3 separate regions of the Homo sapiens genome follow, and all the other regions are linked to region 2. The links are chromatin contacts, found by Hi-C or POLR2A ChIA-PET in ENCODE. All regions are on one chromosome and are shown on one strand. The core of a region is the stretch at or near the end of the contact, and the rest is flanking DNA. Distances in the headings are between cores, read along the strand shown. Region 1 has its middle 90 kb from the start of TNIP3. Region 2 holds the start of PRDM5 (PR/SET domain 5). Region 3 has its middle 400 kb from the start of PRDM5.

Region 1 (3,588 bases), core at 847-3,346, 330 kb before region 2:
TCAAGAGCACTATAAATTCATATAGAATTAAGCAATAGACACATTAACAATAAAACATGACTTATCACATGAAGTAAGAAGTTAATTATAGTGAATGTACTCAATTTCAATATTTTTTAAAACTCCAAGAGGAAATTGCTATGTTGAAAATAATAAGTGGTGTACACATGTATGAAAAGGAAGATCATGGGAAATGTGATGTATATGGTTACATCAGATGTACTTCTTTTCCATCCCTGTAGCTATGGTTTGGAGCAGGCTTCAACCAGGTTTGTACAGGCACGACCTGATAGTCTTGCTTTGAGCTATGTCATATACCTCATAGTGTGGCATGGGAAGCCCATGGGAAGCCACTTGGTGCTCACCCACGTGTAACCTGGAAGTACTGAAGAGTTAACACTGATAGAGCATACTTGACAAATGAAGGATGGGGCTGCTGGAAATGCTTCCCCCTTGGATCTTCTAGAGGGACAATTCTGACATTCATTACATAAGGCTCCTCAGAAGGTCCTGCTGGATGGAGCATCAGTTGACCATAGAAGTAACCAACACATGTCAGGCATGGTGGTTCATACCTATAATCGCAACACTTTGGGAGGCTGAGGCAGGTGAATCACTTGATCTCAGGAATTTGAAACCAGCCTGGGAAACATAGTGAATCCCCGTCTCTACAAAAAATACAAAAATTATCCAGGCATGGTGGCATGCGTGTGTAGTCCCAGCTACTCAGGAGGCTGAGGTGGGAGGATCACTTGAGCCCAGAAGGTTGAGGCTGCAGTGGACCAAGGTCATGCCACTGCACTCCAGCCTGGGTGACAGAGTAAGAGCCTGTCTCAAAAAAAAAAAAAAAAAAAAAAAGAAAAGAAAAAGAAAAAAAAAAGGTGACCAACACATTCTTACACTGCCTTTCCCTCCTCTGCTTGACTTCCTGTATCAGCTATCTATTGCCATGCAACAAATTACATAAAAAACTTAGTGATTTAAGACAACAATTTTTTTTTTTTTGAGGCGGAGTCTCTGTCTGTTGCCCAGGCTAAGAGTGCAGTGGCGCGATCTCGGCTCACTGCAACCTCCGCCTGCCGGGTTCACACTATTCTCCTGCCTCAGCCTCCTGAGTAGCTGGGACTACAGGCACCTGCCACCATGCCCTGCTAATTTTTTTGTATTTTTAGTAGAGATGGGGTTTTACCATGTTAGCCAGGGTGGTCTCGATCTCCTGACCTCGTGATCCGCCTGCCTCGGCCTCCCAAAGTGCTGGGATTACAGGCATGAGCCACTGCGCCCGGCCTAAGACAACAAACATTTATTCTCACAGTCTCTGTGGTCAACTTCAGAAGCAGCTTGGCTGAGTGGTTCTGTCTGTCTCAGGGTCTCTCATGAGGATGCATTCCAAATGTGAGCTAGGAGTGCATTCATCATAAGGCTTGGCTGGGGCTGGAGGACCCACTTCTAAAGTTACTTACAGGGATGTGAGCAGGAGCACTCAGTTTCTCACTACATGGACTGCTGCTCACGAGGTGGCAGCCAGCTTTCCCCAGAGTGAGCGATGTAACAGAGGGCAAAGGAGAGTGCAAGCAGGAAGCCACACTATCTTTAATGACCTAGTTTCAGAAGGGACATACTGTCACTTGTACTGTATGCTACTGGTGACATAGATCACCCCAGGTTCAATGCAGGAGGGGATTACACAAGAGTGTGAATACTAGGAGGCAGGGAACTAGGAGGCCATCTTGCAGGTGAGGCACACTTTCTCTATGCCTCACTCATGATCCCTGGGGTCATTTCAGAAAAAACACTTTTCTATTGACAGCACATTTGTTAAATTCCCCCAAATTCAGATATTGAAATCCTAATCCCCAAGTGGTGGTATCTGGAGGTGAAGGGTTTCACCCTTGGAAAGTAATTAACCATGAGGTTGGAGCTCTTGTGATGGGATTAGTACTCTTATAAGAAGAGACACAAGAGAGTTTGCTTCTTCTCTGTCCCCACCAGGTGAAGATACAGCAAGAAGGCATCTACTCGCAAACCAAGAAGAAGGCCCTCACCAGGAACCGAGTTACTTGCATCTTCATCTTGAACTTCCTGGTCTCCAGAAGAGTGAGAAATAAGTTTCTGTTCTTGACATCACCTATTTCATGTTATTTTTGTTACAGCAACTCAAGTTGACTAAGATACACTTGTATGAAACTCTTTTATCACAGGCTCTAGACTTGGATAAAAACTATGATAACATGGTGAATGATTTTCTCTCTGTGACTTTTCTAACGAGGTAGATCTATACGTGTATATGTTGATATATGGAAATATCTTTCCAAAAGATGTTATTTTGTGCAAAAAGTAAGTTGCAGAACTGTTCTATTGTATGCATAAAACCAAAACATTATAAAGGAAACTTAATAGTGGTAATTTCAGGGGGGAAGGAGATGAGGAAAGACTTTCTAATTTTCATTTTATTATTCTCAGCACTACTTGAATTTTTGAAATATATTTATGTATTCCTTTAAACATAATTTGATTTTTTGGGGTGGTGAGATTGTGGGTCACTTTAAATTTCTCTATAATTATCTATACACAAAAGTATCATAGTGTTTTTAAAAATAACAATTTTAACAGTCAAAGAGACCCTATTTTGTCAGGAACTATTAAAGATGTTCAAGAAATGGTTTAGTTAAAACAGTACATGAGGCCCCTATGTTTAATCTTTCCAGGTAGTGAGCTTCTGTGTTAACCCAATTATTTCACACAACAGAAGCAGGGAGACATTCCAAACTGCAAGAATCCATGCCCAAAGACAGCACACTTCTGTCAATCAGTCATTGTGCTGGCTGGGAGTCGATTCTCTTAACATTACGTTAAACCCGGGAGCACATGGAAGAATTACCTGGAACCATGCTCCAGAATTTTGCTCTTGTCCTCTGTTACTTTTCATGTGTTTCAAATTAACATAAACCCCTCAACAATACAGCACCAAGATAATGTGAATCCTGATAAAAAGCAATTGGCAATTGGTTGCTACTATTTTCTCAAGGGAGGTCAGGTAAAAGATCTTATCTTGGAAATGTCAGGCAACATTGTGTGATGAAGCAGGTGATAACGTGAAGGGTGGCTCCCTGCATCCTCAGTATTTTCCTAGCCTAATATCCCACAGTTACAGCCAGAGAAATGGGGATCAAATAACCAGAGCTGGGGTTTCATTGAGCCTGTCCTGGAAATCTCCTGACCACTGAGATAGTTAAGCTGTTGTGGACTACTGCCACCAGGTGGCAGCAAACTGAGTTGGGACTGGGATGGATTTAGATTATGCTTCCAGATCTCTCTTGTCAATTGGATACACAGATCCAACAAGCAACTCATTAACCTCGAATAATGCAACCCTGCATTTTACCCTTGGCTTTTTAAAACCCCACTTATGTAGTTATGGCAAGATTTTACTATCGTAAGATGTCTCTTACAGCCCAGATGATCTCTCAATAATACTAATTTATATCAAAACCAGAAAAGAACCTATAGTAATCTATTAAAGAATTTGAGTTTTCAACTTTATTTGACTGCAATTGTAAGGCATGGAGGAGACAGACCAAGATGCTA
Region 2 (3,922 bases), core at 304-2,803:
TTTTATTGATTTATTTTCCCCTAGAGAAGTTAGAGATCTTCCATGGGAAGTCAAAGGTATCAAAACTCACAGAGTGGCTAAGTGTTCCTCTCCCTGCTGTGAAAGCTAAACTTACATTTCTTAGAAAGAGGATCATGTCATCATTTACTGTGTTCCTTAAAGTCTCCGAATATTGCCACTACATGATTTTTTTTTCCCATAATGCCTTTTGTTCTTGTTTTTTAAACCTTTTTCCAAACTTGAATCAAAATCTACATAGGGGCCGGGTGTGGTAGCTCAAGTGTGTAATCCCAGCACTTCAGGAGGCCAACGCCGCCGGAGGATCCCTTAAGCCCAGGAGTTCAAGATCAACCTGGGAGACATAGCTAGACCCTGTCAAAAAAAAAAAAAAAAAAAAATCTGCTTAGGAACTATGTTCCAAGGGTTTCCTGCAGAAACAGGAATCGTTTCCATGGTGTGTGTGTGTAGTCTGTAATTTTGTCAAACTTTTGTGTGTGCTTTTAATGGTTTATGAGAACATCAATTAAGAACATCAAATGGTTTCCGAGAAAAGACCCTAGAGTAGAAAATTACCATAAATATCAAGAGAAATGAGTAGATGACCCCAGGATCACTTTGAAGGATGAAACAGGCTTTTAAAGGTCCTGGGCACACTGCACAGCCTAACAGCTTATTAAAAACACTAAAACAAGACTTGTGACTTTATTGCATTGTTGTGACACCAGATGCTATTGTTTGGGTGTCCCCTCCTGTCTCCCACAAATCCACTTCCGTATGTCTGAAAATCCGTAATACGTCTAATGATTATCAAGCAAGGGAGGTCTCAGGAATATTGTACCTTGAGAAGTATAAGAACTTCCCAGAGGTTATGTTACCATAAAATATCTAGTTTCTAGTGCTTAAAACATTAAATTGTTTGCAACATATTTTTCCGTACGTTAATCAACATACTTTGCGATCCCTTATTAAGTTCTAGCCTCTGCAACAAACGTGAAAAAAAGCAAAGACGCATAACTCAAATGTGAGAAGCACGGAAATTTCCTAGACCGCAGGGTTCGTTCTCAGTAGTCGGCAATAAGCTGGCTTTCAGAGTCAGGAACTTGATAAAGTTGTTTTGGAGGATGCCCCAGCTGTGTGAAGGTCCATTTCGTTTTGCATCTGAAGAGAAGCAAGCGAGACTCCCCTACAGGGAGTAATGGTTCAGCGGGGCAAGGTTTGAAAACCCAGAGCTGGACAAAGGCGGGAACGCACGCCGCCGCGCCGGGGCTAGGGGTGCTGACGGCCCGCGCAGCTCGCGGGCCTCCGGGTTTGAGGCCCTGGGGTCAGCCCTGCTCCGGGCTTCGCGCCCGGGCGCGGGTCAGAGCCGCCAACTTCGGGCCAATCAGCGAGCGGCGTCCCGGCGCCCGCAGCGCCCAGGCCCGCGCCCCCCGCGCCCCCGCAGCAGGAATGGCAGGAACGGATCCGGGCCGAGCCCGACCCGGGACGAGGAGGGGCTGAGCCGCGGGGGATCCTGGAATCGGCAGGGAGGTGGGGATTCTGGGAGGAAAACTCCATTTCCTCCTTCCCTGCCGGTTTCTCCCCTCTACCCTGGCACCCCAAATTTCGATGTGCCGCCTGCCGGGCGCTAAGCGCCGGTGTTGAGAGAGGCGGCGGCCGCCGCGCCCGGGAAAATGCTGGGCATGTACGTGCCGGACAGGTTCTCCCTGAAGTCCTCCCGGGTTCAGGACGGCATGGGGCTCTACACGGCCCGCAGAGTGCGAAAGGTGGGTGACCCGGCGGCGGCCTGCGCGCCCCTGCACCTCGCGCGCCCTGTGCCTCCCGGAGTCGCCCTGCCGCAGGGCCCGGGGCGCGGCGGGCTTCACCCCGGTCGCCCCTCGCCCGGGCCGGGCCAGGCGTCCGTGGGAAGGCCGGGGACCGCGGGGCACGGCGGGGGTGGCCTTTACTCGCTGCGCCACCCGAGCAGGCAGCGCCACGTAGGTGGCGGCGGGGTGCGCTCCGCTGCCGGCCGGTCCAGGGGCGGAACTGCCACCGGCCTCCCTGCCGCAAGATGTCTTTCCTCTCTCCCGCAGGAAGTGAGCGCGGCGGGAGCCTCCCTCTTCCTCGGTTACGGGTGTGAGCTGCGTCTTTGCGTTGGCGAAGGCACGCGTGGGCGGGTGTTTTCCCCCGCGCGCACGCTGCTCCGCTGTCGCCTCTTTTCCTTTAGGATGAATTAATGTGGCTAGAAACGCCTAACTTTCCATGCGGGGATGGGAGGAGCAGCCCAGAGCGCCGCTCCACGCAGGCCGTAGAATCTCATTCATACGCCCAGGATTTCCTTCCCTCCTTCTGGAATGTATTATATGTGCCTTCAGGGAGGTGCCAACCAGATGATCTTTGAGTGTCTATACCTTTTTTCTCCGCTCTTTTTTTTTTTAATTTGTCTCCAACATCGGTTCGATCTCTCCAGCCAGAAAGTTACAGGCATGTGATGAGAGGAAGCACATTGCTCAGTTCGTACAGGAAGGGCCTGAAAGTGTTGGATGTTGAAAGCAAAGGCCTAGGAAGAGAGGCCACAGGAAAAGTCCAGCTCTTTGGATTTGATCTTATAATATTATAACTTGTTAGAGTCGTCCTAGCCGTCCTCGCCCCCTTTTCTTAGTAGATATTTTGTAAGATGGAGGTTTGGGCAAGAACAGGCTTGTTCAGGTAAGGTATGTTAACAAGAGGTTCAGAGGATGCAGTAGAGACACTAGGGTGCCTTTCATCTGCATATAACCCTCTCCCCTTTGCCTCTGACCTAAAGAGCTGGTGAAGAGTAGTAGAAAGTGCTAGTAATCCCCAAAAAGGGCTCCACTGACAACATGATCTCCAGTCATCCTTCAGGGCAAAATTGGAGAAAATAAACCACTTATTTATTTTTTCAAGTGGGAGTTGGCGAGAATGTTCAAATGTTAAAAACAGGAATAAATAATTTATCTGAATTAGAGGTGTATTGAATAGTTGCCAAATGGCCAAATGTTAAAATCAACATTTTTTGAAGGCCAAATACAACCATCACCAAATGACGTCTGTACAGAGTTGAAATTCTCCTTTTAATTCATTCTTAAAAGATGTGAAAAATTCTCAAACAGACCTTCCTTAAAGGTTTCTGGCTTAAATTTAATTACTTTAAAAATTAAACACAGATCTTAAAAATCATTTTATTTAATGTTATGAAGAGTACTGTAAACAACTCTGCAAAGATTAGAATTATTATATAATCCTTGTTGTTTCCTTATATTACCATATAGATTTTTAGAAACAGCTGGCCAACCTACTTTCTTTTGAGATTTTTATTAATTTCAGTTTATTTTTTTCATGTGTTTGATTCTTTGTAAGTATTTTATTTTTGGGCATGCAATGAAATGAACAGCTTCCAAAATCATCATATATTATTGCATCACTTTACTATTGCAATGATAAATGCTTATCTTTTCCTGGCCAGTTTAACTTTAATAAATAAAACACATACAGATTTTCATCCAGATCATATTTAGAATGCTTCGCTGTATTTCAAAGTGAATGTGCAGATGTTTGCTATGAATCCAAACTATTATCGATGTTTAGTTATGATCCCAAAATATTCAGTCACAAGGTCATGGACAGGTTTGTTGATCTCAGAAATGACCTTAAAGCAAGCTTCAGTTCCTTTTCCTTCCAAAATCTGAGGACGAAGACAAAGCTAAAGCCAAACAGCAGACTTTAGCTGAATTGTGAGGCTGCAGCTGAGTATCAAGGCATCCCTTACCTGCTTATGGAAGGCAAACAGTCCCTCAATTCTTAGGTATTTTCCAAGTAACCTTGTACTAGGCCTAATTCTGGACATAAATCAAGGGATCTGAGAAGAGAGATTTATCAGCAGCTACATTAAGAACCTTACTTAAAAGTTTTTATGCTCTCTATT
Region 3 (3,957 bases), core at 1,137-3,636, 400 kb after region 2:
TTATTATGTTGTATGTTCCTTCTATACCAAGTTTTTGAGGCTTTTTATCTTGAAAGTATGTTGAATTTTATCAAATAATTTTTCAGCATCAATTGACATGATCATATGGATTTTGTCTTTCATTGGGTTGCTATGATATATCACTGTGTATGATTTGCATATCTTGAACCATCCTTGAATCTCTGAGTTGAATCCCACTTGGACATGATAAAAGATCTTTCCAATGTATTGCTAGTATTTTGTTGAGGAAATTTGCATCAATATTTATCAGGAATATTGGCCTGTAGTTTTGTATTTTTGATGCACCTTTATCTGATTTTGGTATCAGGATAATGAATGAGTTTGAAAGTATTCCTTCCTCCTCTATTTTTCAGAATAGTTTGAGAAGGATTGGTCTTATGATTTCTTTAAATGTTTGGTTAGATTCAGCAGTGAAACCATAAGTCCTGGGCTTTTCTTTACTTGGAGTCTTTTTATTACATCTTCTATGCTGTTTCTTGTCATGGATCTGTACAAGTTTCAGATTTCTACATGATTCAATCTTGTATGTGTCTAGGAATGTTTCCATTTCTTCTGGATTTTTCAATTTACTGGCATGTATTAGCTCATAGTAGCCATTAATGATCCTTTGAATTTCTGCAGTATTAGTTGTAATGTCTTCTTTTACTCTCTGATTTTATTTATTTGGATCTCCTCTCTTTTATTCTTCATCTGGTTAAAAGTTTGTCAATTTGTTTAACTTTTGAAAGAATCAACTTTCTGTTTCATTGACTTTTTATATTGTTTTCTTTGTTACAATTTCATTTATTTCTGCTCTTATCCTTATTATTTCTTTTTTTCTACTTATTTTGGGTTTGGTTTGCTCTTGCTTCTCTAGTTGTTTTAATCCATTTTCATTTTATTTTGTATAAGGCAAGATAGGTATTACCAAAGAAACATAAGACACCGCTGGAATAGAGGGACAGAAATACTGGACAGTAAGCATGGCATCAAACATGGGCATTGGCTTTGTGTATAAGACAGGAAATCAGTTACAAACTGGAGGGATAAGATGGAGAGTTTTTCTTTAGCACACAGTACATGAATTTTTATCAAGGACATCTTATAAAAAATAATGATGATTTTCTGCTAGAGTGTTGATCTAGTTTCTATTTTTTTTTTAATTTCCTTAAAATCACAATTATTCCTGGAATCTAAGTGAAAAACAAGTGTCAATGTGGAGTCAAGTGACTCCATTTGGAGATGAGGGAAAATGCAATGTCTCGGGGGATGTGCAGGCCTGGCATCATTCAATCATTTCCATTGCTGGTACTTAATTTAGAAAACTATGGTCATTATAATTACTCCCAAATATAAAAGTGATCTGTACATATCACAAAAGACTGCCAGAAACATTTCCTATACTAGTCTCTGGTGTTATTGATTTTATTAAATTTGCTAAACTTAAAATAGACATTTTTAATTGGCTCACAAAGACAGTATGAGTTGCCACCATTTTTATACCTTGTAGTAGGTCCACAGTATGTGTACTTATTAATTCTTTTGTATATGAATCAGGGAGGAATGGTCTCTGTTGTGTTTAGTAGTATTTCCAATATAAGCTAGAAAAGTTGATCATAAATAGATATGTTTTTACTTTCCATGTAAGACTTAGAATATGTCTTATTGTTGCTAGTTTTCTCTCTTAAGAAAGAAAGGTGCTTTAGAGTTGCAGAGTAACCAGTTAGAGAACTTTCATGGCCTGGACAGAACCAAGACAAAAGAAAATGAGAGGAGCACACTCTCCTTTTTAACTTTACCACAGAAATACAAATGGCAATGTTGTCGCTAAACAACATTCTTGCCATGCTAAAATCATAGAACTTTGATTTAGAAGACAAATAGCTAACCATAAAATTCAGGAGGAATGAGTTTCATTTGTTTGGAAAGCAATAAAATTTGACTACATAAACTTAGACTGAGTCCTATTTAACATTCTGCATCACTTTACTGCACAGCAATAGCAATATTTCCCAAATAAAGTTGAAACTCACCTATGGAGCCTCAATTACGTGGCTGAGGCAATTTTCTGATCCTTAATTTCTTTTAAAATGTAATATTCCTCAAACTAAGAAAATCTCAGATCTATGGTATTATAAAAATGAAAGAAAAACAAAGTCACCTTTTTTTTTAAACTTCATTTGGAATTGCTATAAGAATACTTTGGCTGAAACATTTTCTAGTTATCTAAATAGATGGGCAAGTATGTGAATATGAGGGGAAAGGGTATGAAGAATGAAAGTAAATTTCCATCGCCCCTGTTATCACATGTAAGCAGAATTCTCATTGGCCCTCATGTAAGCAGAATTCTCATTGGCCCTCGTGAAATACGTAAGCAGAAAGGATCTGCTTTCCTTCACATTTGTGTTGTCCCTTCTGAGTCACAGCTTTTGGCAGCAAAAAAGGAAGGAAGGGAAGAGGTCACACTGCTCCAGAGGTGTTTCTGCTTCCACTTCTGTCCCTCACACCCATTCTTTCCTTTTGGATTCTTGGTCTCTGCTCCCAAGAATATAAATTTCATAACCATTCCAAACACAAACCCTATTCTTTAGTTCAGTCAGGTTTATAGTGGAAGAAAATAAATGAGAGGTTTATTTTCTTGCTCAAAATTCATTGACTTAACTGTGACAGAAGCACTAGGGTGTGTAGAGAAATGAAAGAAAAAGAGAGTGTTGGAATGTGGAAGTAGTATATGATATTTAAGAATAAACAAAATAAGATAAAACTGGAAAATTTTGTATTTTGAAGTCCTTTAAGGAGTTTTAAAATTTTCTTTTCCTTCTATATTACATTACATTTCCTTCTATATTCCTTCTAAAGGTAGAAATGGAACAAATATTTTTATAAATAATGGAAATTCGTACTTTAATTTTTCTGTTTTTCCCAAACTATAACTAGTTGTACAGGCTATTTTTCTAATTATAAGATAATTCCTGTCCAGGATATATTAATTGGAGAATATTTGTGCTATTACAAGGGCAGAAAAAAAAACCAAATTACTTATAATGTCACTACCAGGATGTTACCCTTGCTAGTATTTTCTTATATATTTTGTTTCCAGATGCTCTTCTTTGTCTTTGTACTTTACTAGTAATAAGTTCATATTAGAAAAGATCTTTTGTAACCTATTTCCATGTGATGACATATGATGGTCATCTTTTAATTCCCTAACTAGAGAGTTGTATCAACATTTTAAAAGGCTTTGTGATATTATACAATATGAATGTTCTAAAAATTATTTAAGCATTCACTTGCTGATGAGTTTTTATATGGTTTCTTAATTTTAGTTACTATAAATTAGTAGCCACATCATCATATTGTAAACTGCCTGGATAAATATGAATAAACATATTTATCTGTAACCACATAATAAAACAGTGAAAATTATGCATTATGCCAGCAACCACAATTGTTAGTTATATGAGACTGTTAGTCCCACAATTCATAGGCAGTTAATGCCATTCATTAATGTAGTCACCTATTCATCTCGGTAAATATTTATTGAATATTAGATATAATGGGCATGTTGCTTAGTACTGAGAATATATGGATAACAAAACAGTGATAGTCTTGGTGTTAAGATGCTTACATTCTACTGGGTGGAGACAATCAATAAACGTGCGTAAACAAAAGATTTAGAGATTTAATTGGTACTTTGAATGGATTGAACTGGGCAACATGATAGATTTTAATTAGAGAGGTTTACTTAGCTAGGACAGATAGGGTTAAATTCTTTGAGACTGGTGTTTAGTTGATGCTTGAATAACAAAAAAGAACAAACCATTCAAAGAACCAGACAGGATGAAAGGAGAAAATAGCAAGTGAAAAGGCCCTGAGTATTAAAAAGTTTGGTAATTGAGGAACAAGAGGATTCAAGCCAAGCTAAAATATAATAATTTGTGGAATGGCATGAGGTTG

The links. Hi-C counts contacts between places; a loop is a spot of excess contacts on that map. ChIA-PET counts read pairs that join two places held with the same protein, here RNA polymerase II (POLR2A). Pooled maps may share reads with other maps.
Region 1: a pooled map shows a loop between it and region 2 (4-fold over the local background). The contact joins the enhancer-like site here to the promoter of PRDM5 in region 2. A Hi-C loop is called at or near these places in 1 of 168 maps with a recorded cell type or tissue (psoas muscle) and 5 of 50 pooled maps. POLR2A ChIA-PET finds 5 or more read pairs at or near these places in 1 of 52 experiments (activated CD4-positive, alpha-beta T cell).
Region 3: a loop to region 2 is called in a map of endothelial cell of umbilical vein, with 12 times the contacts of the local background. The contact joins the enhancer-like site here to the promoter of PRDM5 in region 2. A Hi-C loop is called at or near these places in 2 of 168 maps with a recorded cell type or tissue (ascending aorta and endothelial cell of umbilical vein) and 7 of 50 pooled maps.

The regions. Positions count from the first base shown.
Region 1 is chr4:121,252,084-121,255,671 of GRCh38, reverse strand. No RefSeq gene overlaps it. Among named protein-coding and RNA genes, the nearest start is that of TNIP3, 90 kb to the right of the region's middle. Within about 2 kb of position 2,096, at least 4 of the 41 ENCODE cell types and tissues checked have a DNase peak (open chromatin) inside an H3K27ac peak, as active enhancers do.
Region 2 is chr4:120,920,357-120,924,278 of GRCh38, reverse strand. PRDM5 (PR/SET domain 5) reads left to right here and starts at 1,553. Exons shown (of 16, transcript NM_018699.4): 1 at 1,553-1,763. The coding sequence starts at 1,671. LOC105377399 (a long non-coding RNA gene) reads right to left here and starts at 1,343. Exons shown (of 2, transcript XR_001741804.2): 1 at 952-1,343.
Region 3 is chr4:120,516,585-120,520,541 of GRCh38, reverse strand. No RefSeq gene overlaps it. Among named protein-coding and RNA genes, the nearest start is that of PRDM5, 400 kb to the left of the region's middle. Within about 2 kb of position 2,386, at least 4 of the 41 ENCODE cell types and tissues checked have a DNase peak (open chromatin) inside an H3K27ac peak, as active enhancers do.